Regions from separate parts of the Homo sapiens genome. Here region 1 is linked to region 2. A link is an interaction called in ENCODE POLR2A ChIA-PET data of the cell type or tissue named here. Cell type or tissue: MCF 10A. All regions are shown on one strand. Each heading gives the region's core, and the rest is flanking DNA. Links, peaks and the distances in the headings are about the cores only.

Evidence for each region. ChIA-PET counts read pairs that join two places held together with the same protein. Peaks named below come from ENCODE experiments on the same cell type or tissue, not always from the same donor. Only the 100,000 strongest peaks of a DNase experiment are listed, where the experiment ranks them.
Region 1: POLR2A ChIA-PET joins it to region 2 with 10 read pairs; 14 of 35 experiments call an interaction of 5 or more read pairs at or near these places.

What each region holds. Positions count from the first base shown.
Region 1 is chr12:1,654,096-1,665,919 of GRCh38, reverse strand. MIR3649 (microRNA 3649) reads left to right here and starts at 5,540; the gene lies at 5,540-5,605. RefSeq lists silencers at 3,767-3,856, 3,947-4,046. In MCF 10A, for the core only: no CTCF peak of the experiment used is centred there; DNase peaks (open chromatin) are centred at 3,869 and 5,459.
Region 2 is chr12:1,770,557-1,782,380 of GRCh38, reverse strand. It overlaps ADIPOR2 (adiponectin receptor 2), which reads right to left. Exons shown (of 8, transcript NM_024551.3): 3 at 9,420-9,539; 4 at 4,356-4,527; 5 at 1,744-1,930; 6 at 1,305-1,492. Among named protein-coding and RNA genes, the nearest start is that of LRTM2, 44 kb to the left of the region's middle. RefSeq lists enhancers at 5,287-5,804, 5,805-6,323. In MCF 10A, for the core only: no CTCF peak of the experiment used is centred there; a DNase peak (open chromatin) is centred at 5,570.

The DNA.
Region 1 (11,824 bases), core at 1,993-9,992, 120 kb after region 2:
TGGAGAAACCCCGTCTCTACTAAAAATACAAGATTAGCCAGGCGTCGTGGCACATGTCTGTAATCCCAGCTACTTGGGAGGCTGAGGCAGGAGAATCACTTGAACCTGGGAGGCGGAGGTTGCAGTGAGCTGAGATCATGCCATTGCACTCCAGCCTGGGCAACAAGAGCAAAAACTCTGTCTCGAAAAAAAAAAAAGAAAGCCAGATATATTTCTTCTTCTGCGGTTTTTTAAGGTCTTTTGCCCATTTTTCTTTGGGGCTGATTATCTTATTCACTCTTAAGTGTACTTTGCATGTGAAGAAAATTAACTGTCATATGTGTTGCAAATATTTTCCCAGTTAATTACTTATGACTCAGCTATTTTTGCCACATGGAAATTTTTAATTTTTATGAAGTCAATTTTATCAATACTAATGTTTTTAAGTGGTGATACATTTACTGTTTTCTTCTAATTTTCTTCATTTCTCCCCTACTTCCCATTTCTAACTCAAATCATACCTCAGATTCCTGGGTCTAGGGTGAGATCAACAGCTGGAAGCCACCACAGAGTTAATCCAGGTGAACCCTGGAGGTTCAACATAACCCCGAAGGCTCCAGGGGCCCTTGACTTAACTTTGCCCTACTGTATATTTATAGGGTATCCTAAATCTGCCCTAACCACTGACACTTCCTGGAGTTCTTTCAGTCTGAAGAAACTTCTGGTTCCAATTTGGTCTCCTTAAAGACCTCTGCCCCAGGCAGGTCTGCATCCTTGGAGGCACCATGGCAGGGCTGGCACAGGGAAGCTGGGACCTTAGTGACCTACTGCTGCTTTTTCATTCTTTTCACTCCCTGTGGAGCCGGGTTTCTTACTGGCAGAGAAGGGAAAGGGAGAAAACAAGAATGCACTCATGCTGTCGGCCTGGACTTGGAGATTATCAGTGTGGACTCATGCATTCCAATACACAAAGATGGAGAGAGAGGTACAGGTGTAAAAGTGTGTGTAATATTTTGAATCTACTTTTGTGTGTTCTTAATTTTTATTATTTCATTCATTTATTTTTGAAACAGGGTCTTGCTCCGTTACCCAGACTGGAGTACGGTGGTGAGATCATAGCTCACTGCAGCCTCGACCTCCCGGGCTCAAGTGATCCTCCCACCTCAGCCTCCTGAGTAGCTGAGACCACAGGTGCGCACCACCACGCCCAGCTAATTTTTCTATGTTTTTTAGAGACACGTTTACACCATGTTGCCCAGGCTGGTCTCAAATTCCTGGGCTCAAGCGATCCTCCTGCCTCAGCCTCCCAAAGTGCTAGGATTACAGGCAAGAGCCACTGCGCCCGGCCTTGTGTGTCTTTAAATGTTTTTTGTTGTTGCTGTTTGTTTGTTTTTTGAGACAGAGTCTCCCACTGTCACCCAGGCTGGAGTGCAATGGCATGGTCTCGACTCACTGCAAACTCCGCCTCCCGGGTCAAGAGATTCTCCTGCCTCAGCCTCCCAAGTAGCTGGGATTACAGGTGCCCACCACCACGCCTGGATAATTTTTGTATTTTTAGTAGAGATGGGGTTTCACCATGTTGACCAGCCTGGTCTCGAACTGCTGACCTCGTGACCCACCTGCCTTGGCCTCCGGAAGTGCTGGGATTACAGGCGTGAGCCACTGTGCCCAGCCTTTAAATGTTTTACATGTACATCCTTGTCATCGTTTTCATTTAATTACTCTCCTCTAGTTTGTAAGGGCAGGGCCATAGTGGGCCAGTCCCAAGGCCATGGTGGGCCAGTCCCAGCCATTCTTTCCCCTTCTCTCTACCCGAACACAAATGTCTGCACAGAACACCATCATTCAGCCATTGGGGATTAAAAATTAAGATCGAGGAAAAAGCAAAAGAAAACAAGATCATTATTTGTCATTGAGGACTGGGTGGGCATTCCCTCATTCTTCTTGCCTTCCATGGTCCATCTCAGCAGCTTGACATTCTGCACCTTCTATTAGCTCGTGGCCCGGCTGCATCCTCCCTACAGACGTTTTACCCCTAAGCAGCCTCCTTCCTTCCTTCCTCCCTTCCTTTCCCCCTTCCTTCCCTCCTGTTTTCCTCCTTCCTTCCTTCCCTCCTTCCCTCCTGTTTTCCTCCTTCCCTCCTTTCCCTCCTTCCCTCCTGTTTTCCTCCTTCCTTCCTTCCCTCCTTCCCTCCATCCTTCCTTTCTTCCTTCCTTCCCTTCCTCCTTTCTTCCTTTTTTATCTTTCTCCTTTCCTTTCTTCCTCCTTTAATTCCCTCCTTCCTTCCTTCATCAAATGTTTGCTGCACTGCTAACAGAGTCCATGCTGTGCTTGGTGCGGACAATTCTGTAGCGAACAGTGCGACAGATAACTGGTGCTGCCTTCAGCAAGCCTACAATCTAGCAGGCAGCCTGCAGTGAATCGGCCACTACATAACTCAGCACCCTCTTCCAGAGGCCATCTCTCTCTCCAGTGGCCCCAACTGTAGCCGCTCTCGAGCCTCCGCCATCAAACTGTGTCCTTAAGAAAATCATTGTTTTCTCCCCACCAGAGGAGAGAGCCGCTAAGTGCTCTGACCCCCTTGCTTCCAGCACGTTCATACGAATTGGGATTTGGTGGCCTCACACGCATAGGCTCACGATCCTCACAGGGGACAGGGAAGACGCCACGATCTGCATTTTACCGACAGGAGGCGCAGGAACTTGCCGGAGATCGCAGAGCAGGTTCGTGCCCAGGTGGTGGGAAGCGACTCTCAGGCTGGGAGAGACACTGAAGGCCGCCCCGTCCAGCCAGTTGTTTTCCCCGGGGCTCCTGCTTCTGGACGGCCTTCCCAGACAGGAGGGCAGGCTGGGGCGGCCCTGCCTCCCAAGGGCCGCGCTGAGTGCCCAGTGCACCCCTTCACTCCGCACTCTGCCCCAGCGGACCCCCGGCTGCCTCATGTTCGCGGGCAGGTGCGCTGCGGGGCGGGGCACGGAAGAGCGGGCAGCCCCTCCCGGTTAGAGGCCCTCCTCCCGGCCAGGGCCTGGGCGATGCGCGATAAGAAAGGCAGGGTCCCCGTCCTTGCAGCTGGTGGGTGAGGGGCTAACCGAGCTTCAGGAAGCGCTGCTTGTGCCCTGAGGGAATCTCGCGGAGGGCGAGCGGAGCACACACCGAGTCCTCTCTCCCGACAGCGGACCTCTCAGGAGGGAGGCGGGAAGTGAGGAGGGGGAGGCGGGAAGTGAGGAGGGGGAGGCGGGAAGTGGGGAGGGGGAGGCGGGAAGTGAGGAGGGGGAGGCGGGAAGTGAGGAGGGGGAGGCGGGAAGTGAGGAGGGGGAGGCGGGAAGTGGGGAGGAGGAGGCGGGAAGTGAGGGGGAGGCGGGAAGTGGGGAGGGGGAGGCGGGAAGTGAGGGGGGAGGCGGGAAGTGGGGAGGGGGAGGCGGGAAGTGGGGAGGGGGAGGCGGGAAGTGGGGAGGGGGAGGCGGGAAGTGAGGAGGGGGAGGCGGGAAGTGAGGAGGGGGAGGCGGGAAGTGGGGAGGGGGAGGCGGGAAGTGGGGAGGGGGAGGCGGGAAGTGAGGGGGGAGGCGGGAAGTGGGGAGGGGGAGGCGGGAAGTGAGGGGGGAGGCGGGAAGTGGGGAGGGGGAGGCGAAGGGGCGGCGGAACCTCCGGAGGCGCAGCTCAGGCAGAGCAGGCCGCGGCCACAGAGGGCTGGGGCTGGGGGCGACAGGAAGTCCGGGAGGGGAGAGGAAGACAGCGGTGGGGCCGCGAGGCCGGGAATCAGGAATCTGGGCAGGGGCAAATTGGCCCAAGTCTGCAGTGTTCTTTAGCCAGCTCTGCAGTGGGAGAAAACAGGAGAGGGCTGGACAGCGGGCGGTGCAGCGGGGGAAGGGCGAGAGGATGCACGTGTGACTCGCTCTGCGCCCGCGGAGGTGCCCGTCCGCTGGCATGGCCCGCGGGGTGGGGAGTCGCTGCATACGGCCCCTGAAGGCAGCTCCCGGCGAGGGAGGCGGAGCCATTTCCCGAGGGCGGAGCTGCGGCCCCGCCCCCCGCCTCCCGCCGCCTCCCGCCTCCCCCCGCCCCCCGCCCCCCGCCGCCTCCCGCCTCCTCCCTGCCCCGCTCCGAGTCCGCCGCGAGGCCTTCGAGGGGAGAGGGAACTCGAGGCTGCTGCTGGGGCGGGGTTGGGGTGACTGGCAGTGGGAGAGCCAGGCAGGGGAGGGGCGAAGAGGAAGTCAGGGAGGGCACATAGCTCCGGGAGGGCCGTGCTGAGGCGGAGGGCGCAGCAAGGGTGGGGGTCGCAGTGGGCTGCAGGGGGATCGCTGAGCACGGAGGCTTCAGGTCCCGAAGGAGCGGTGGCGCGGTGACAGGGGCCCGGGCGCGGCTCAGCTCGCTGGCGGATGAGGGGCTGGGAGGAAGACGTCCATGCGCCCCGAACCTCAGTGCTTTGCAGAAGGGCCCCAGGGTGGGCGGAGGACAGGGACCAAAATGCAGAGAGGATGGTCCGGCTGGAGAGACGGGTGGGCGGAGGACAGGGACCAAAATGCAGAGAGGATGGTCCGGCTGGAGAGACGGGTGGGCGGAGGACAGGGACCAAAATGCAGAGAGGATGGTCCGGCTGGAGAGACGGGTGGGCGGAGGACAGGGACCAAAATGCAGAGAGGATGGTCCGGCTGGAGAGACGGGTGGGCGGAGGACAGGGACCAAAATGCAGAGAGGATGGTCCGGCTGGAGAGACGGGTGGGCGGAGGACAGGGACCAAAATGCAGAGAGGATGGTCCGGCTGGAGAGACGGGTGGGCGGAGGACAGGGACCAAAATGCAGAGAGGATGGTCCGGCTGGAGAGACGGGTGGGCGGAGGACAGGGACCAAAATGCAGAGAGGATGGTCCGGCTGGAGAGACGGGTGGGCGGAGGGCTGCAACAGTGGGGTGTGAAGACCCTGAGAGCAGCACCTCCCGCCCGCATGGGGCTGCCAGGAGGCGAAGAGCCTTTACCCAGAGGGTTTTCAACTGAATGACACTGTCAAAGAAAAGCCAGGATCCACTAAGGCAAGAAGTATTAAAAGTATTTTAGGGAAAGTCATTTAAAGCTCTATAACATTGTATTTTCATGGAATCTTCTAGATTCTTCCCCTAGAATCAGAGTTAGATTTTCCATTAAGTGAATGAAGCTCAAGTTTCAGGGCCTCTCCCTCGCCTTCTAAGGCCCTGTTCATAATTCCGTATTTGTAATTATTTAAACTGCCCCACCCTGATTATATAACTTTTAGGTCCCACAAAAGCTTAGCCAGTCTCTGCCTTAGAACTCCACGAGTTGGGAGGATGAACGAACTTCCACGTTTTGATTTCCAAACAATTTCCCTACCCTTGCATTGTTAAAAGATAAACAGGAATAAGTGTTCTGGCTGTGAGTGAATTTTTTTTCTTAACATGTTTTGGCCTGGATACTATCTGAAGGTGTTACCCAAGCAGTGGGGTGACTTTGCTGACGACACAGTTACTCAATACTCCCCAGCTCAGGGTGAAGGTTAGGTGGCACGTTGGCGGGACATGTGACTCACATGCGCAGGTGTGTTCCTTGGGAGGAAGGCTTGGAACAGGCACCTGTGTGTGCCCAAGTGTTTCTAGCAAACACAGGGACCTGAGTGTCTAAGCACAGGCCCACTTTACAGGGGTCTCCTGAGAACTCCTCCCCCTCCTGAGAACTGTGCCTTCCCAGCCAGAAGTCACTCATACAGAATGTTCCCAACTTATGAATGGGCATTGTTCTCAGAAAGAGAATTTGTAAGTCAGTTGTTTAGAACGGGAAGGCATCTCCCCAGATAAACAAGTGTATGTGTGATCTTTGTTATTCAGGAAAGCCTAAAAGAACATCTTGTGTCCCAGAAATCAAGGACTGTACAATGGGAACAGAAAACTCCAGCTGGTGGAATCATGTGGCCCTCAGAAAATGCCTTCCAACTTCTAGCCTGAGATCCTGGGAATCTTCTCCACTGTCACAGACCTTCTGTGAGAAGGGGGGACGCTTCCCAGCTCCACGTCCCTGATGTGGCTGCCATGTCCTGGGGCAGAGGCCAGTGAGGAGAAGCAGCTGGGTGTAGGCGGCCAGGCCCTGGGGGCTAGAGGGGGCAGAGTCCATTCCCAGAGCTCCTTTCAGAGTCCGCTCCCTGTCCATGTCCTCTGAGGGCCCAGGGGTGGGCCTCCTTGCCTTTGCCTTCTTGAAGTTTCCTTGGCCGGGAGCAGTGGCTCACGCCTGTAATCCCAGCACTTTGGGAGGCCGAGGCTGGTGGATCACTTGAGGTCAGGAGATAAGGACCAGCCTGGCCAGCATGGTGAAACCTCGTCTCTACTAAAAAAAAATACAAAAATTAGCCGGGTGTGGTGGCGCGTGCCTGTAATTCCAGCTACTCAGGAAGCTGAGGCAGGAAAATCGCTTGAGCCTGGGAGGCAGAGGTTGCCGTGAGCTGAGATCACGCCACTGCACTCCAGCCTGGGTGACAGAGTGAGACCCTGTCTCAAAAAAAAAAAAAAAAAAAAGTTTCCTAAGTCTTTGATTCTTAGGACAAAGTGGTAAACAGACTGGGGATTTAAAAAAAAAAAAAAAAGACTCCCATGTGATGGCGGGGTGGAAGGTGGAATGCTCACTTTTCAGGTACTGGCCTTCTCAGGAAAGACCAAGACCAACATAGAGAAGGATGGTGGATTTCTGGGTATACAAAAGACCAAACAAATCCAGATCATCAAGGTTAGACCCCTTGCATTTGTGGTTGGCTTCAGTTGAGATGATTCCCAAGAGCTTACATAATAAACTTTACTTTTTTAAAAAGCATATTTTCATTGATCTTGCCATGATATAAGCAAGCTATATCTTATACACTTATCTATATCTATGTAAGATATACCATTACCCTTTTCTTTTTTAATACAGGGTCTTGCTCTGTCACCCAGTCTGGAGTACAGTGGCTCGATCCTAGCTCACTGCAACCTCAAACTTCTGGGCCCAAGTAATCCTGCTACCTCAGCCTCCCAAAGTGCTGGGATTACAGGCATGAGCCACCATGCCCAGCCTCAATATTTTAAAAGTTTATATTTTACAAAAGGCTTTCACATCCATATGATTTAATTTGAGGTAGAGAGAGTATTATTTCTGTTTTATTGCTGAGGAAACTGCCTGAATCACTTAACTAGTTGGTTGGGAAGCCAGGTCCTCTGTACTGAATCTTGTGCCCTTGCTGTTTTTAGAGGCTGATTAATCCCTGAAAGGGAGATGGGACACACAGAACCCTCTAGCTGAAATGAATCTCCAGAGAATGTCTGGTTTTCTCCCTGGCTCTAGACTCTACTAAATTCTAAAAACATCTAAATGCTCTTCTTTTCTTAAACTTCTCTGGGGAATGAAATCTATCCTCTCAGTTACCTGTCCCAGCAACAAATAGCCACTCTGTTTAGAAATCCATGCTGTAAGGCTGGGCGCGGTGGCTCATGCCTATAGTCCCAACAATTTGGGAGGCCAAGGCGGGCGGATCACCTAAGGTCAGGAGTTTGAGACCAGCCTGGCCAACGTGGCAAAACCCCATCTCTACTAAAAATACAAAAATTAGCCAGGCGTGGTGGCATGCGCCTGTAGTCCCAGCTACTAGGGAGGCCGAGGCAGGAGAATCGCTTGAGCCCAGGAGGTGGAGGTTGCAGTGAGCCGAGATCTCACAACTGCACTCCAGCCTGGGCAACGAGCAAGACTGTATCTCAAAAAAAAAAGAAAAAAAAAAAGGAAAAAAGAAAGCCATGCTGTATTTCTATCTTTGGTCTTTTTTGTTACAAAAAAGAAAAAAAGTTTGTTTAGCAGAGAAAGTGTTTTTGACTACTTTGTTGGAAACAAGCAATAAGGGGCTTGGAAGACAAAGAACTAGCCTGTGGTTACTGGGTCAGTTCACAACAGTCCACAGCAGAACTGAAATAATAACAAAGGCAAAAATGGGAACATATACATTTTCCAGAGCAATTTCTCACTTCCTATGGCAGCTAAACTTTGCAAAAACCCTGAGCTGGCACCGGGAACTGAGGAGCAAATAAAGCCTGGAAGCCTGATCCTTCTTCCTCAGAGGCTTTTGAACAATTTGACAGCAGAGCCAGGGCTGCAATTCTGGTTTCTTGACCCTGGGATTGAAAAAACCACATCTCTGACCTGGCACCTGGCATGGTGGTTTATGCCTGTAATCCCAGGACTTTGGGCTGCCAAGGCAGGAAGATTGCTTGAGCCCAGGAGTTTGAGGCCAGCCTAGACAACACAGTGAGACCCCAGTCTCTACAAAAAATTAAAAAAAAAAAAAAATAGCTGGTCATGGTAGGGCACACTGGTGGTCTGAGCTACTTGGGAGGCTGAGGCAGGAGGAATACTTGAGTTCAGGAATTCAAGACCAGCCTGGGCAATAGAGTGAGACCCTGTCTCTACAAAAAAATGAACAAAATTATCTGGGCATGCTGGCGTGCACCTGTAGTCCTAGCTATTGAGGAGGCTGAGATGGGAGGATCTCTTGAGCCCAAGAGGTCAAATCTCCAGTGAGCTATGATTGAGCTACTGCACTCCAGCCTGGGTGACAGTGAGACTCTGTCTGAAAATAAAGAAATAAATAAAGCAAGCCAAATTTCTCTGCCCATCAAAGAGTCAAATTGACTTTACAGATTAGCAGAGTTTTCACTGTGAGTTCTTAATTCAGCATGCAGCCCAGGTTCCCAAGTTCAGGACTGCTGAAGACAGCCCCTGGGGACTTTCTCAAGAGAGAAGGAGAAGCCCCAGCTGGATTCCGGGCCGGTCCTAGGGCACAGCCAGCAGCCTGTGTGCAACTGTGTGGTTGCCGGCTGTTCCCTGCTCGGGCCTGCATGGGAGCCAGCGACATTCAGTGGCTTCGTTCGAGATACGATCTTTCAGGTCTGTCCAGATTTGTGAGCTGCATGATCTCGTGCGGTCTGATTGCGAGGCTGTTTGGATGCACGTAGCCTCTTGTGCATCTCTCCAAAGTTGCAGAACCAGGTCACAGATGCAGACCAAGCTTAGGGCTTGGGTTTGCCTCACAGAACATTCCCTTCCTCATCTGACTGTCTAATGCTGGTCCAACTGACCACACCGGAGGTTAGAAACAGATCCGGGAAATTAAGTTCACACATTTTATCATGTGGGAGGATTTAAGGATGGACTCTGATTTTAGTCTTTTGCAAGATGCTAATCCAGGATAGTTTACCATTCCTCCATTCCTTCCTTTTCCCAGGTCCAATCTTTTTTTTTTTTTTTTTTTTTTTTTAAGAAATAGAGTCTCGGGCCAGGCGCGGTGGCTCACGCCTGCAATCCCAGCACTTTGGGAGGCCAAGGTGGGCTGATCACGAGGTCAGCAGTTTGCGAGCAGCCTGGCCAATATGGTGAAACCCCATCTCTACTAAAAACACAAAAAAATTAGCTGGGTGTGGTGGCGCGTGTCTGTAATCCCAGCTACTCGGGAGGCTGAGGCAGGAGAATTGCTTGAACCAAGAAGGCAGATGTTGCAGTGAGCCAAGATCGCACCACTGCCAATGGAGAGAGACTCTGTCTCAAAAGAAAAAGAAATGGAGTCTCACTATATTGTCCAGGCTGGAGTGCAGAATGCAGTAGTTATTCACAGGCACGATCGTATCACACCACAACCCCAAAGCAATCCTCTCTCTCACCTCAGCCACCAGAGTAGCTAGGACTACAAGTGTGTGCCACCACACTCACTCCAGGTCCAATGTTGAGTGGGTAGATACTGATGCTTTACTCTGAATCCCCATCCTTAGACCTCTAACAGCCTGAGGCCCTGGCTACATTTCCTCTAAACCCAGCTCTGTCTGCAAATGGCCATGCCACTGCATGGAAGGCTTGGTGTAGTCAAATGTAATCACATATCAACAATCCCCTATTATAGCTGCTAAGCAGAATCACCCAAGGCATCTTTTTAAAACACAGAGTCAATCCCAGACCCCACCCCAAATTGACTCAATCAGAATCTCAAGGCCTGGGCCCTAGGAATCTGATGTTTTTTCAATAGAGACAAGGTCTTACTATGTTGCCCAGGCTGGCCTCAAACCCCTGAACTCAAATGATTCTCCTGCCTCAGCCTCCCAAAGTGCTAGAATTCTAGGCGTGAGTCACGGTGGCTGGCAGACTCTGAATTTTTAAATCTCCCCAGATGATTTGATTTAGCCAGATGAAGGGATGGAACCAGTGCCTAGAATGCATGAGCTCCCTCCTTACCAGCACCACAAAAGGGGAAAAAACCCACCTCTGTCCCCACTGCCACACATTAGGTAGCACTTGAGACTCCTCAGACCGAGGTAGCCAGGTGCAGCCCAAGCTCTGCGCCACACCCAGTCACCCTCCCTCTCCCATAACATATGAACACCTCCTCCCATCACCTGGGCTCATTTTTCTCTGAGCAGGTAGAGACTGTGGGGCCATGAGGAGTCCCAAGAGCTGCTCATTCCACCTCTCTCATCTAAGACCCACATCCCTCCACTCCCCTGCTCTGAACCCAGAAGCCCCAGGCGGGAGCTGAGTCACAGAAAGACAGGAGTCACTGCTCCTTCCCTTGCCTCCTCGGTGGGTACACCAGGAAGCGAGCACTGCATTCTCCTATGGAATCCCAATACCTGCTTCTGCTTCCTACCTTCTGTCCCAGCAGAGCCTCTGGTAGAGTCCCCTGTTCCAGCACGACATGCAGTTTCAGTGCTGTGCCTGGTGGGACTGCATCGCCAGCATGTCACAGGGCCAGGGCCACACTGAGTTTAGGGATGGGGCCTTTGAGAAGCTGAAAACATGTCACTTAATTCAAATATATTTACGGTTGTCTCCTTGTGATAGGAATTATGCATTTGTGATGGAGTTGAGTCCTGGCACAGAGATCAAGAGGCCGGAAGAGCAGATTGGAAAAGGGAGTTCAGAAGCTTAGTCCATGGTCCTGTCCGCTCAAGATCAGACATGCTTGGAGCTCTGCTGAATTTTAATCTTCACTCTTATTCAAAACCATTGACTCCTAACGCCTGGGAAAGCCAGTGGAGAGAGGGCTTCCCTCTGAGTAAATTCGAGGGAAGCATGTGGTAGAGAATACCCATGGCTGTCTTGTAAAATGAAGCCCCCAGGCACCAGCTCTAAATTCCCTACCGAATGTGACTTACTCATCTAGTTCCATCGTCCAAGGCCCCAGTTTTCTCTTTGCTTCAATATGTACATCAATATACTATCTTCAACTTTTGTAGCATTTTCTATGCTGTTTAGCCCTGTATGCATTATCTGTTTCCTTTTTTTTTTTTTTTTTTTTTTGAGACAGGGTCTCACTGTAACCCCAGGCTGGAGTGCAGTGGCACGATGATGGTTCACTATAGCCTTGAACTCCTAGGCTCAAGCAATCCTCCCACCTCACCCCCGGCCAGTAGCTGGGACTACAGGTATGTGCCACCATGCCTGGTTTTTTTTTTATACAGGGTCTCACTGTTACCCAGGCTGGAAGGAATGCAGTGGCGTGATCATGGCTCACTGCAGCCTCGAACTCTTGTGCTCAGGTGATCCTCCCACTTTTGCCTCCTGAGTAGCTGGGACTACAGGCAGGCACCACCATGCCCAGCTAATTTTTTGTGTTTTTTTAATAGAGACAGGGTCTCACTATGTTGCCCAGGCTGGTCTCGAACTCCTAGACTCATGCAATCCGTCTACTTCAGCCTCCCAAAGGGCTGGGATTACAGGCATAAGCCACTGCATTCAGCCTTTTTTTTTTTTTTTTTTTTTTTTTTGTGGAAACAGGGTCTCACTGTGTTGCTCAGGCTGGTTCAAACTCCTGGTCTCAAGTGATCCCCCTGCCTCAGCACCCCCAA
Region 2 (11,824 bases), core at 2,462-10,461:
TGTCATTTGGTAAGCTTTCTCAACAGATAAAGAACCTATTACTTGCTTTGGACATTACCAAATAAACTGCTGGTATACAGCAATATATGTAAGCACAGCTATGGGATGCATACTCACAAATAAAATGGACATCTAAAAGAGAAGAGGAAAATGGCAATGCTGCTCTCACAACAGGTAAGAACCAAGCAGACCTAAAGAAAAACTATTTCCTACCTCTGCTCCTCTAAGGAAAGATTTGCTAGACTTTTGCACTATTCACTTTTTCTTTTCCTCTACATGCTAAGCAAAGGCTGCTAATGGTTTCTGCCTATCATTCTCTAAGTCAAAGGCTCAGGAATTTGGTTCTTCTGATGTATGTAAATAACAGAATGCTCAGCTGTACTCAGCAAAGACATTCTTATCTCATGTGCTCAAGCAGGCTTAACACCACTGTACTACTCAAGTACTGTTGAAAGCTGACCCTGACCAATGCTCATTTGCTCATATGAACACAAAAAGGAGGACGGCAGAGTGTTTTAACAGTGGTCACTGACATGAGGTTACTTCTGTGTCTAACCTTCCAGGTACCCCCGGATGATCCAGGGTTTAGATTTTAATACTAAATGGTTTTGGGGGTTTAAGGACGAAAGGAAAAACACTCCTTGTTCATTCTCAGTGGGCACTGAGCTTGACACTGAGTAGGAGACAAGAACATCTCTGCTAATTCCATGTCCTACAAGAAGACTCAGCCAAGGCACTGAGGGGCTTGTGGCTTTCTCTATGATCTCCAGCTAAACAGGCATTATCCTAAATATAAAAAGCCCCTTTATCCCTACATCAGAAGGGAGATATGGTGCCCACTTTAACAAAACATAATCAGCATGGGGGTGAAGCCTTAAGCAGATTATCCATTATAAAATAAAAATATAAAACAAAACAGAAAATGACAACAAAAAAAGAATCACTACAAAAAGTACACTCCACAATGAGTAAGAGAAATCATTGTTTACAAAAGTTATAGACTACCGCTTTCTGGATGGTGTTTAGCCATAAATTCAAGTAAGTAACAGTCCCAAATTATATCACCTCATACTCACCATGACCCCTCAACCCTAATGCTTTAAGACAATTAATAAACACTACTAACAACAACAACTACTACGACTACTACATAAAAAAACCCCCAACAATAGGAACTATGATTTCTTCATCTTGGCATCACAAATACACAGCATAATGTTTGGCAAATGGTAGAACTTTAATAAATAGTGAATTTAACTAGTGAATAAATGAATGTCGAATGTAGAACCTCCCCGTGCTCTTACCTGCTCTTACTCCCCGATACTGAGGGGTGGCAAACATGTCCCACTGGGAGACTATAATGGCTGCAATGCCCAGCACACAGATGACAATCAAGTAGATGAAGCAAGGTTGTGGATTACAGTAGAAAGAATAATAAAGCCAAGGAACAAAACTTCCCATAATCAGAAGAGCAATACCAGAGTAATCCAGTCTATGACAGAAAAAAAAAATCCATTTAATGCAGTAATTTAAAAACTACTGGCCACTACAGGTTCCAATTAATCCCTCATGACATAAGCCATCAACGACACCTAAGAGCCAAACTGGGTTGCTCTTTAATTTTTAAAAAAAAAAAAGTTTGCATGAGATGATATTAAGAATTCTGCCAACTCTGCTGAATGTTTTTCCCTAACGCACTACCTCTAAATCATTGGCCAAAATACGGACTTTACAGATACTTACTTAGAGAAGAGCCGAGAGACCCCCTCTGAGTGGCAGTAGACTGTGTGGAAGAGCCATGAAAAAGAAAGGCAGAGAATGGCTCCTAAGAAAAATAATCCAAAGACCACCTTCTCTTGCAGAGGGGCCACAAAGGAGATATTTGGGCGAAACATATAAAAGATCCCCAGGCACAGGAAGAATACACAACCTAGGAAAAAGAGCACAGAAAATAGATAAAATATCACCCTTTAGAAGAGACAGTATTATAACTGATTCTGTTTTCAATCCTTCTGCATTACAACAATATCTGAATCAAAAGTTCAATGAGAAAAATCTTCCAAATAACTGAAGCCTATCCAAAATTGTGGTTTACTTCCAACATTGTTGGTATCAGAAATACTTCAGCTTCATAAACTGAATATACAGAATATAAAAACTTATCTAAGGGCATAATCTAAAAAGAAATCAGACACTGCTGCTACTTCTTAGAAGATATAATGAAGCCACTTCTACCTCTAGATGTAGAATAGTTTCATTTATACAGTTTTTGGCACATACCTCATAGTCCAGCTTTCAAAGGTCCATTGTGCTTTTGCTTTTGTTTTTACAATGAATTCCAATACCCCTAAACCCTGCCAAGAAATACAGCTTTCCTCTACCAATAGCTGTCAGGGAGTGTCATGCTGTTTCTCTGGCCCTCATCAGCTGGTTCAGGAGATTCAAGAGTTAAGGACAAAATGCCTACTCAGGCCATTTCCTAACCAATTCTTACACTGTTCTACACAGAAAGATGCCATGTTCCTATTGCTTAGGGAGGGGCCACCTAACACAAGGCAGGCACAGAAATTTCAACTTCAACGTTTGCTAAGTAATTGTTTTATCATTTTAATTAAAAATTACCCTTGAATTAGAAGTCAGCAACAAACTTGATTTGACCCTCTACTCTCCTCTCACTATACTAGCAGGCAGGAACTTAGAGGCACCATGGAAATCAAATGTGTGATAAGAAATGCAAATCAAATGGAGTAAGGCCAGAAACTAGTATATTCACAAGGTTGTACAACCATCACCACTAACTAATTCCAAAATATTTTCATCACCCCAAACAGAAGTACTGTATCTGCTGTCATCCCCCATTCCCCACTCCTTACAGCCCTAAACAACCACTAATCTACTGTCTTTATGGATTTTCCTGTTCTGGACATTTCATGCATGTAGAATCAAACGACATGTGACCTTCTGTGTCTGGCTTCTTTCACTTAGCAAATGTTTTCAAGGCTCACCCATGCTGTGGCATGTATCAGTGCTTCATCCCTTTTTGCAGCTAAATAATACTCCAGTGTATGAATACACCATATTTTGTTTCTCCATTACCAGTCGATAGACATCTGGGTTGCTTCTACTTTTTAGCTATTATGAATAATGTTGCTGCAAACTTCTGTGTTCATGTTTTTATGTGAACATGTTTTCAGTCATCTTGGGTAATATACTAGGAGTTGATTTCTGGTAACTCTATGTAACTTTTTGAGGAACTGCCAGACTTTTCCATGGGGACTGCCCCATTTCACATTCCTACTGGCAACGTATGAAAGTTCCAATTTCCCCACATCCTTGCCAAGACTTGTTATTTTTCATTTTCTTGATTATAGCCATCTTAGTGGGTGTGAAGTGTTGAGATTTCTCACTGCATTTCTCAAAGCATTTGATTTGCGTTTTCCTAAATGCCTAACGAAGACAAACATCTTTTCATGTGCTTATTGGCCATTTTAGATCTTCTCTGGAAGAACATCTATTCAGATGTTTTACCCATTTTTAAAATCGGTTGTCTTTATTGTTGAGTTGTAGGAGTTATTTATTAGATCCTTACCAACTAGCTGATTTGTAAATATTCTCTTCTCTATGGGTTGTCTTTTCACTTTCTTGATAATGCACTTTGATATACCAACGTTTTTAATTTTGATGAAGTCCAATTTATCTATTTTTTCTTTGGTGGCAATTCTCAGAAACAGTCACCTAATCCAAACTTACAAGGATTTATATATGTTTTCTCCTAAGGATTTTATAGTTTTTGCTCTTATGTTTGGGTCTTTGATCCATTTTGGGTTCACTTTTGCATATGTGAGTTCGGGATCATTCTTTTACATATGGCTCAGTTATCCCAGCACCATTTGTTGGAAAGACTATTCTTTCCTCTACAGTATTCTTTCTTTAATATACAATCATTATGGAGAAAAAATTACAGTCCATATTCTACTTCAGGCCAAACTGAAAATTAGCAGTGCATATAAGTAATGCATTTTAAAAGATCAGATTACTTCTATTAAATAATACTTTCTTCTCAGTGGTCACTACAATATGAAACCACATTTTGTATAGCAACTTTTACTTGGCCTGGTTTGAGGACAAGATCTGAAAATCTAGTAGAAAGAAATATAACTTAAGTTATAACAAAATCATAGTGCAAACCAGGATAAACTACGAGTAAACCAGTCAGAAAATTCATCATTAGAAATTCAGAAAACAAAATGGCAAATCCAAATACATTTCTGAAGTTCTGTGCTTACCCTCAAATACATGAAAATAAAAAGGAAGAAAGTGAATCACCAGCTCATTACATCACTGACATTACATACCTAAGAGATGTGTCCAAATGTTGCCTGTTTCTGTGTGTATTCTGAAAATGCTCTTAAAACAGGCCCGGAAAGAAGGCATAGGAGGCCGGTGTCCATGCAAGAGGAAGTCATTATCCTTGAGCCAGTCTGGTAGTACATCATGAGGGATCACTCGCCACCGACCTTCCCATACCTGGCAGAGAGGTATTATCAAACATCTTTGTGATTTTAGTTGTCAATTTACCAACACTGACCCCTAACAACTGTGTCTTATCACACTGTTTTATAATGGGAAAAACAATTCATTTTTAAAAAGGCAAACATCTCAAAATGTATAATGTCTTATATTCTGAGTTCTTTAAAGACTGATGAAAAATATATTTTTGCCGGGCATGGTGGCTAAGGCTTTAATCCCAGCACTCTGGGAGGCCAAGGTGGGTGGATCACCTGAGGTCAGGAGCTCGAACCCCATCTCTACTAAAAATACAAAAAATTAGCCGGGTGTGGTGGCACATGCCTGTAATCCCACCTACTCGGGAGGCTGAGGCAGGAGAATTGCTTGAACCCGGGAGGCGGAGGTTGTGGTGAGCTGAGATGACGCCATTGCACTCCAGCCTGGGCAACAAGAGCAAAACTCTGCCTCAAAAAAAAAAAAAAAAAAAAAGAAAGAAAAAATATACTTTTAAGTGGGGGCCTTAGGAAAAGGAAAGAGTAAACAAATTTATAGGAAATGCCCTAAAAGAGTGGTTTCAAACTTTGTTTCAACCTGGCTAATGGTGGGATGAAGGTTCCAAAGTCTCACTCATACTGACCTCCTTCATCCTACCTATATAACAGACTTTACCTCTGATAAATCCCTGTGGTGTTAATATGAACATTTTTATATTTAATATTCCTATTGGTAAAAACAGAATTACATAGAATCATACTTTTGTGCCTTTTGCTAAAATCTCTCCCTCCATCTTACTCTTTCTTCTCTTCCCACTATGCAAATATGATGAGGCAGAAAAGAAAGAGCACAGGAGTCAGAAAATTGTGGACCCCTGGCATTAACTAGCTATATGAGATTTAATTAATTAAAAAACCTCCAACCTGCAGCTCCTTCATTTGTAAAATAGCGCTTCAGTTACTTCATAGGGAAATCATGAAGATCAAACAAAATGACACAAAGCATTTCATGAATTAGTTAGTAATCCCTGGCATCTACTCAAAGCCAGTACATGACTATCCCCAGGGGCTATCTCCTGTCAGACAGTTAGTGACTAATCCATCTTCCTTCTCATGCTGCAGAGAGATGGTAAAGAAGCTCAGCCCTAACCACCCTTTCAGTCCCTCAGAGCCCTTTCCTCCCGTTTCCTCATGGTCCCTCCCGCATCAGATTCTAGAGGAAAAGGGATCAGGAATCCGATATCCCCTCTGTAGGAAGTCTGTCAACCTCTGCACTCTGCTTCTTTTAATGTCTCATAGCCCCGAGAGCTCACACCACAAGGATCACTTAATCTTGACTAACTTGCTTCTGCTAGACAGAAAGATGTAAGGAAAAATGGCAGGCACATGGTTTATCTTCCAGCTAATGTGGGCTCAGCAGTTCTTCCAGTCTATTACCCTATAAAGCAAGAATCCAGGCTGCAAATCAGCAAGATTCACCTTCAGACAATGACCTCCACCCTACCCACTACAGGGTCTTGTGACAATATGGGTAAGCCATGGAAACTTGGCTCTCTCTCTACTCTATGGAAAGACTGCCACTTACTCACCAGCTACTGTGCCCATTCCTTTTGCTCCACAACCTGTTTCTTGTTCTCTGCTCTCTTACTTCCTTACAGATATTTGTAAAAGAACTAATCCTCTGTGTAACATCTCCACATCCAAAGGAAGTGAGGACTAACAATTTAAGAACAGATGTGTCCCTCTTAACACTCTAACCAAACTAGCCCCCTGCCTCTTCCCTACTCTTCCTGCCCCCAGCCATACAAAACCTCTCCTCCCTCACTTTCCAACTCAAAACGTGGGGTCTGTGGTTACTGGTGCTAATGTGGCCATTCTATGCTTGCTTCTAACATACAATAAAATAAAATAATGCCAAAAGACTAATCTATATTTTTAACATCTGCTGCTAATAGTACTACCACTTACAAAAGTAGCTGTATGAGATCTTCCACAGGACTTTATGGAGAGAAAGAGAAAGGGGATCAGGGATCCAGTATCCCTTCTGTTGGAACTGCTGGAAGTCTGTCAACCTCTGCAGTCTGCTTCTTTTAGTGTCAGAGAGAGACCAAGATACTGAATTTTTTGCATCAAATTTGAATTTGGGAAAAGACCACTATTGTTGAGATTAACCTTACAGAATGTTGCTATTACCTTACTTTGGGGGAATTTTATTTTCTGAGAGGGAGAGGAAGACAGAAATCAACCCTTACATCTTCAAGGCAATTCACAATGTGCACACAGCTCTGCTGTATCCAAACTGCTACTCTGCTACCCCACACAGACAAAAGAGTCATATGTTCCTTTTTTACATTCAAAAAGAATATGTGAGTTTCTTATTGGTTATATATGCATATAATTTCAGAGTGATTTTCCCTGGTATTTCTAAACAAATGTTCTAGTGGTCTAAATACTGAGACAAGGAGCTATACTTTCTTAATTACACTGCAATTAGTGACACATTCAACAGACACTGCACCCTCATTCTCAACCTGGAGTCATATACAGTCAGCCAAATTCCAACACAAATAGGTATCCTCTTTTACCCCCTAGAATAAAAAAATAAGATCACGGCTTAGCCAAAGACATATTTATTTATAAGCTTGACAAAGACACTGCCTACCTTCAAATATCTTAGTAATAATCCACTGGGTATGTGGATATATTAGACCATAAAATGCACAAAAACATTTCTTAAAAAAACAGCTGGACGCAGTGGCTCACGCCTGTAATCCCAGCACTATGGGAGGCCGAGGCGGGCAGATCACGAGGTCAGGAGATGGAGACCATCCTGGCCAACATGGTGAAACCCCATCTCTACTAAAAATACAAAAATTAGCCGGGCATGGTGGCACATGCCTGTAATCCCAGCACTATGGGAGGCCGAGGCGGGCAGATCACGAGGTCAGGAGATGGAGACCATCCTGGCCAACATGGTGAAACCCCATCTCTACTAAAAATACAAAAATTAGCCGGGCATGGTGGCACATGCCTGTAATCCCAGCTACTTGGGAGGCTGAGGCAGGAGAATCACTTGAACCCGGGAGTTGGAGGTTGCAGTGAGCCAAGATCGTGCCACTGCACTCCAGCCTAGCGACAGAGCGAGACTCAACAATAAATAAATTTCAAAAACAAATAAACTCCCCATAGCATACATCCTATTCCCACATGGACCTGGTTATGCTGGTAAATAGCAAACACTGAAGTCTAGGGGAAAAAAGAGTGACCAAGATCAAACGTGGAAACTCTAAAGACTAAATTATCCACAGCACATTTCATATTAAACTGTCTCTGTTTACTTGCTTCCAGTCCAAGAAATAGAATCCCTGTGCCACTAGACACGGCTGGTTTTCAAGTGTGGTCAGTTGCACTGCCATGGCAGGGTTGAGCCACACCAGACAACACTGTGTAACAGGATGCCTCTTCATTCTGCTGTCATCAACAAACTGCTAAGGGATATTTACAACACTCCTTTTCCTTCAGAAGATCATAGTTTGTAGCAAACAAATGTCCTGCCCTATTTATTCTCTGATTTGCTGTTAAATTTAGAGTTTTATTTGTTTTATTCTTTGTTCTCTGTTCAGAAAGGGAGAGGACAAAAAGGCAGTTAAGTCAGCTACCGTACCCCGCTGATCTCTAAATATTAAAATCCCCTAATGGCCCAGATACTAAATTTGCCAACTTTGAGAGATTTCTTCACACCAAATTTGCATTTTAAAAACAAAATAATCTTTTGTATCCCTTTGTGCTAATTCTCCTGAGACAGTGATCACTAGAATGAATCTATTGTTCTGTTCAGTTGTTTCTTCACTCATTTTCAAACTGGCTAAAATTTTCTATTACAGACCCATAAATGTTTAAACTCCCCCTGAAAACCCACTGGACCCTTAGTCTTGGAAAGGATGTCTATGTTCAGATCACAATGTTCTCTTTTCATACCCTGGTCCAAAGTAATAGCATTCTAAGTCCACTGATCCCAATTATTTCCAGCATTATTGTGAATGTAAGAAAACCTATATTTAGTCTCCTGGATCTAAGACCATGTACATAAAAAGTTTTGGTTTCATAAAAGCCATGAAAAGCTAAGTGTCACAAAAATTTCTCTCTAAATAATAAAGAGTTCTCCAGAAATGTTTAATAAATCAATTTACATACACATACGTATACACACAGACTGATCGACTTACATTAATTAGATTCTACCTGCCAGGGCCCTTATTGATCTGATTGATCAAGTACCTACAAGTTTACCAGTGTGTCTATTTTCTCTAAGCAGGCAAACTCAATTCTAATTACTATTTTAGAAAAAAAAAAAAAAAAAAAGAATCCCATAATAGGTCCTAGGGAATCAAGACAATGGACTGGAAGAAAAACCTTAAGAGACAGAATGTATACCAGCTGAACTGAAAATACCAGATGTACATGGAAACTGGAAAATCTCTCTCAAGAGTAGCCTGATTACTCACAGAATCCCTAGAAAGAACAGTACATTTGCCATTGCAGTCACTCAGCAGAACAGATTTAAGGGACCTGCGGAGGGCATTTTCATATCTCCAGGCGTCAACCACTTCTGACTATGTTTCATTCTGTTTGTCTAAACCACCAATAAGACATTTACTCTGTTAACCTACATTAGGAAATGTTTGTTTCCCAGCTGGATATCCTAGTTTTATCAGAGCTTTATCATGGCTACTACAAGCCAACAAATGTATTCTGTCTTCAACAGGATTAGAGTCCCAAGACCACTTCTGTCCCCATCTTGCCACAGATCTTCCCCAAAGCAAACCAAAGGCTATAGTACTACCACTCTCTTTAAAGGTTTCTGTTTTGGAAGGGCTAAATATATAGCATGACAATGACAAGAAACTGCACTCTTACCTTACAAACAAATTCTTCCATTTTTTCCATAGCATGATGGGCTTGTAAGAGAGGGGACATGCCCATAAAGCCCTCATCTTCCTGAGGAGCTTCATCACTGTATTCATGTTCCTCAGAGCTCTGCAAGGCAATCACAGAAACAGTCAAGGACAGAGACTGGGAGCCAAATGACACAATCAATACATTTCCCTTGTGGAATTATAATGAAATTCTTAAGGTCAAAACAAGGCCTTAGACAAGAATCAACAATATAGTAAGTCAGTTTATTATAGAATTATTAGTATTAAAAATGAACACTAGTACTCAATTCTTCTCTGACAGATGAATTAACTGTCTACTATAGCAGCATCTCTGTTTCAGTAGCAAATTCCTGGCTTTACTGGTTTGTTTTTTAAAAATTATGTCATAGACCCCATAATAATATTACATAAAGTTGAGAAATTACTAAGGGGAAAACCTCCAAGACTCGCACCTGGGACACATAAAATAACTAACTGTGATACACAATGTGGTAAGTACTCTAGTGGCAGAGAAAGAAAGGGGAGAAAAACATTTAATAAATTTTTTAAATATATCCAACACAGAGGAAAAGGCTTTATATATAGGTCATCTAACTTAATCCTAACAACCACCTTATTAAGTAAGTATTCTCATTCCCATTTAACATATAAGAGCATTAGGCAAAGAAGTTAAGTAAGTTGTCCAAGGTTAAAGCTGAAGTGGAAAAGTCAAACTCCAAAACCCACTGCCTTTCCACATTCTGGAGAAAATGACTGATTTGTCTAGAGAAATGGAAAAAGAAGTGACAATCTGGTATGGTCTAAAGAGATAAATTACTAAAATTAAAATTTCTGCCTCCAGACCAAGGTTCATACTGGTTTAGATAAAATGATATTGTGAGAAGAAGGGCAGTAGACTGCAAGTCAGGAGACCAAAGTGGTGAGGCCAGCTCCACCACTAACATCAATGGATCTTCACTGCAGGTCCATTTTCTCCCTATGTATCAATGGAGGAGTTTAAACAATCTCTACAGTCTTCTACATCTCTAAAAAAATTCTATAATTCTTTAACTCAATGAATAAGACAGCACAAGAGAACCATAATTCCGTATGTAACCAAGAGTCTGTTTAGATAAACAGTACTGCTAACATGACTGCACAAAGAAATGAATAAATCCTCTACCTCTAATCAAAAAACTACTTGGTAAGAATGAACACAGAGGCAATGGGTAATCTACTACAACACTTTAAATTTGATCTTGTTTAAAAGGAAATTCTGAGATTTTAATTTTCCTATTCTTCAGTTTATAAGACACTAACTAGAGGCTATGATGCGGCATGTGAGACATGTTATACACCCAGTCTGATTTTATAAAAACACATAATCTCCAAGAAAACCATCTTGAATAAAATAACCTCTCCATCTTTGTTTACCTAAAACTTACCATCTATCCTTCAATGACTAACCTTCATAGTTCCTATTTAAAACCCTTCTTTAACTATCCTAAACTCGTGTTCCTCAACCTTTCATTACTGCTACCCACAAGCCCCGGGACCTTTTTTTTTTTTTAGTTTGAGACAGCGTTTTTCTTTGAGACCCCAGGGTCTTGCTCTGTCACCCAGGCTCCTGGAGTACAGTGGTGCGATCATGGCTCACTGCAGCCTCAACCTCCTGGCCTCAAGCAATCCTCCACCTAAGCCTCCTGAATAGCTGGGGCTACAGGTGTACACCACTGTGCGCACGTGTGTGTGCATGCGTGCACTACAGGTATGCACCACTGTGTCTGTTGTGTGCACATGCGTGTGTGTAGAGACGAGGTCTGTGTTGCTCAGGCTGGTCCTGAACTCCTGGCCTCAAGCAATCCTCCTGCCTCAGCTTCCAGTGTGTTGGGATTACAGGTATGAGCCACTGCACCCGGCCCTGGGACATTTTAGATTGCTTTCCTCATCCCCATGAATTTTAATAACACAGATATACTATCTATGTACTGTGGCCCTATGGGGGGTTCCAAACCATAGTAGTATTTAATAGTTTTTCATCCCCTACCCCACCAAGAACCAATTTTCATTAGAGACTGCATAACCTATCTAATCCACAGCAATTGCTTCTTCTGACTTCTGTTTCTTCTGACTACTTCTTCTGACTTCTTTAGCACTTAAGTCTGTGCCTCTCATTTGACAGTAATATCTGATTACAGCTCTTTTACTGACTAATACTGTTTTATTTAACGTTTAATAGAATTTTACATTTTTAGCGTATCATTTCCTAAACTAGATTTTTAAGTGTCTGTCTTCTTCCCCATGGCTTCTGGAACATACTTACATGATGGCTAAATTAATAAATGCTCTAGGAGACTTTCAACAATAAGTTAATGAGGGCTGTGCCTAATTAAACACGAAATTAAA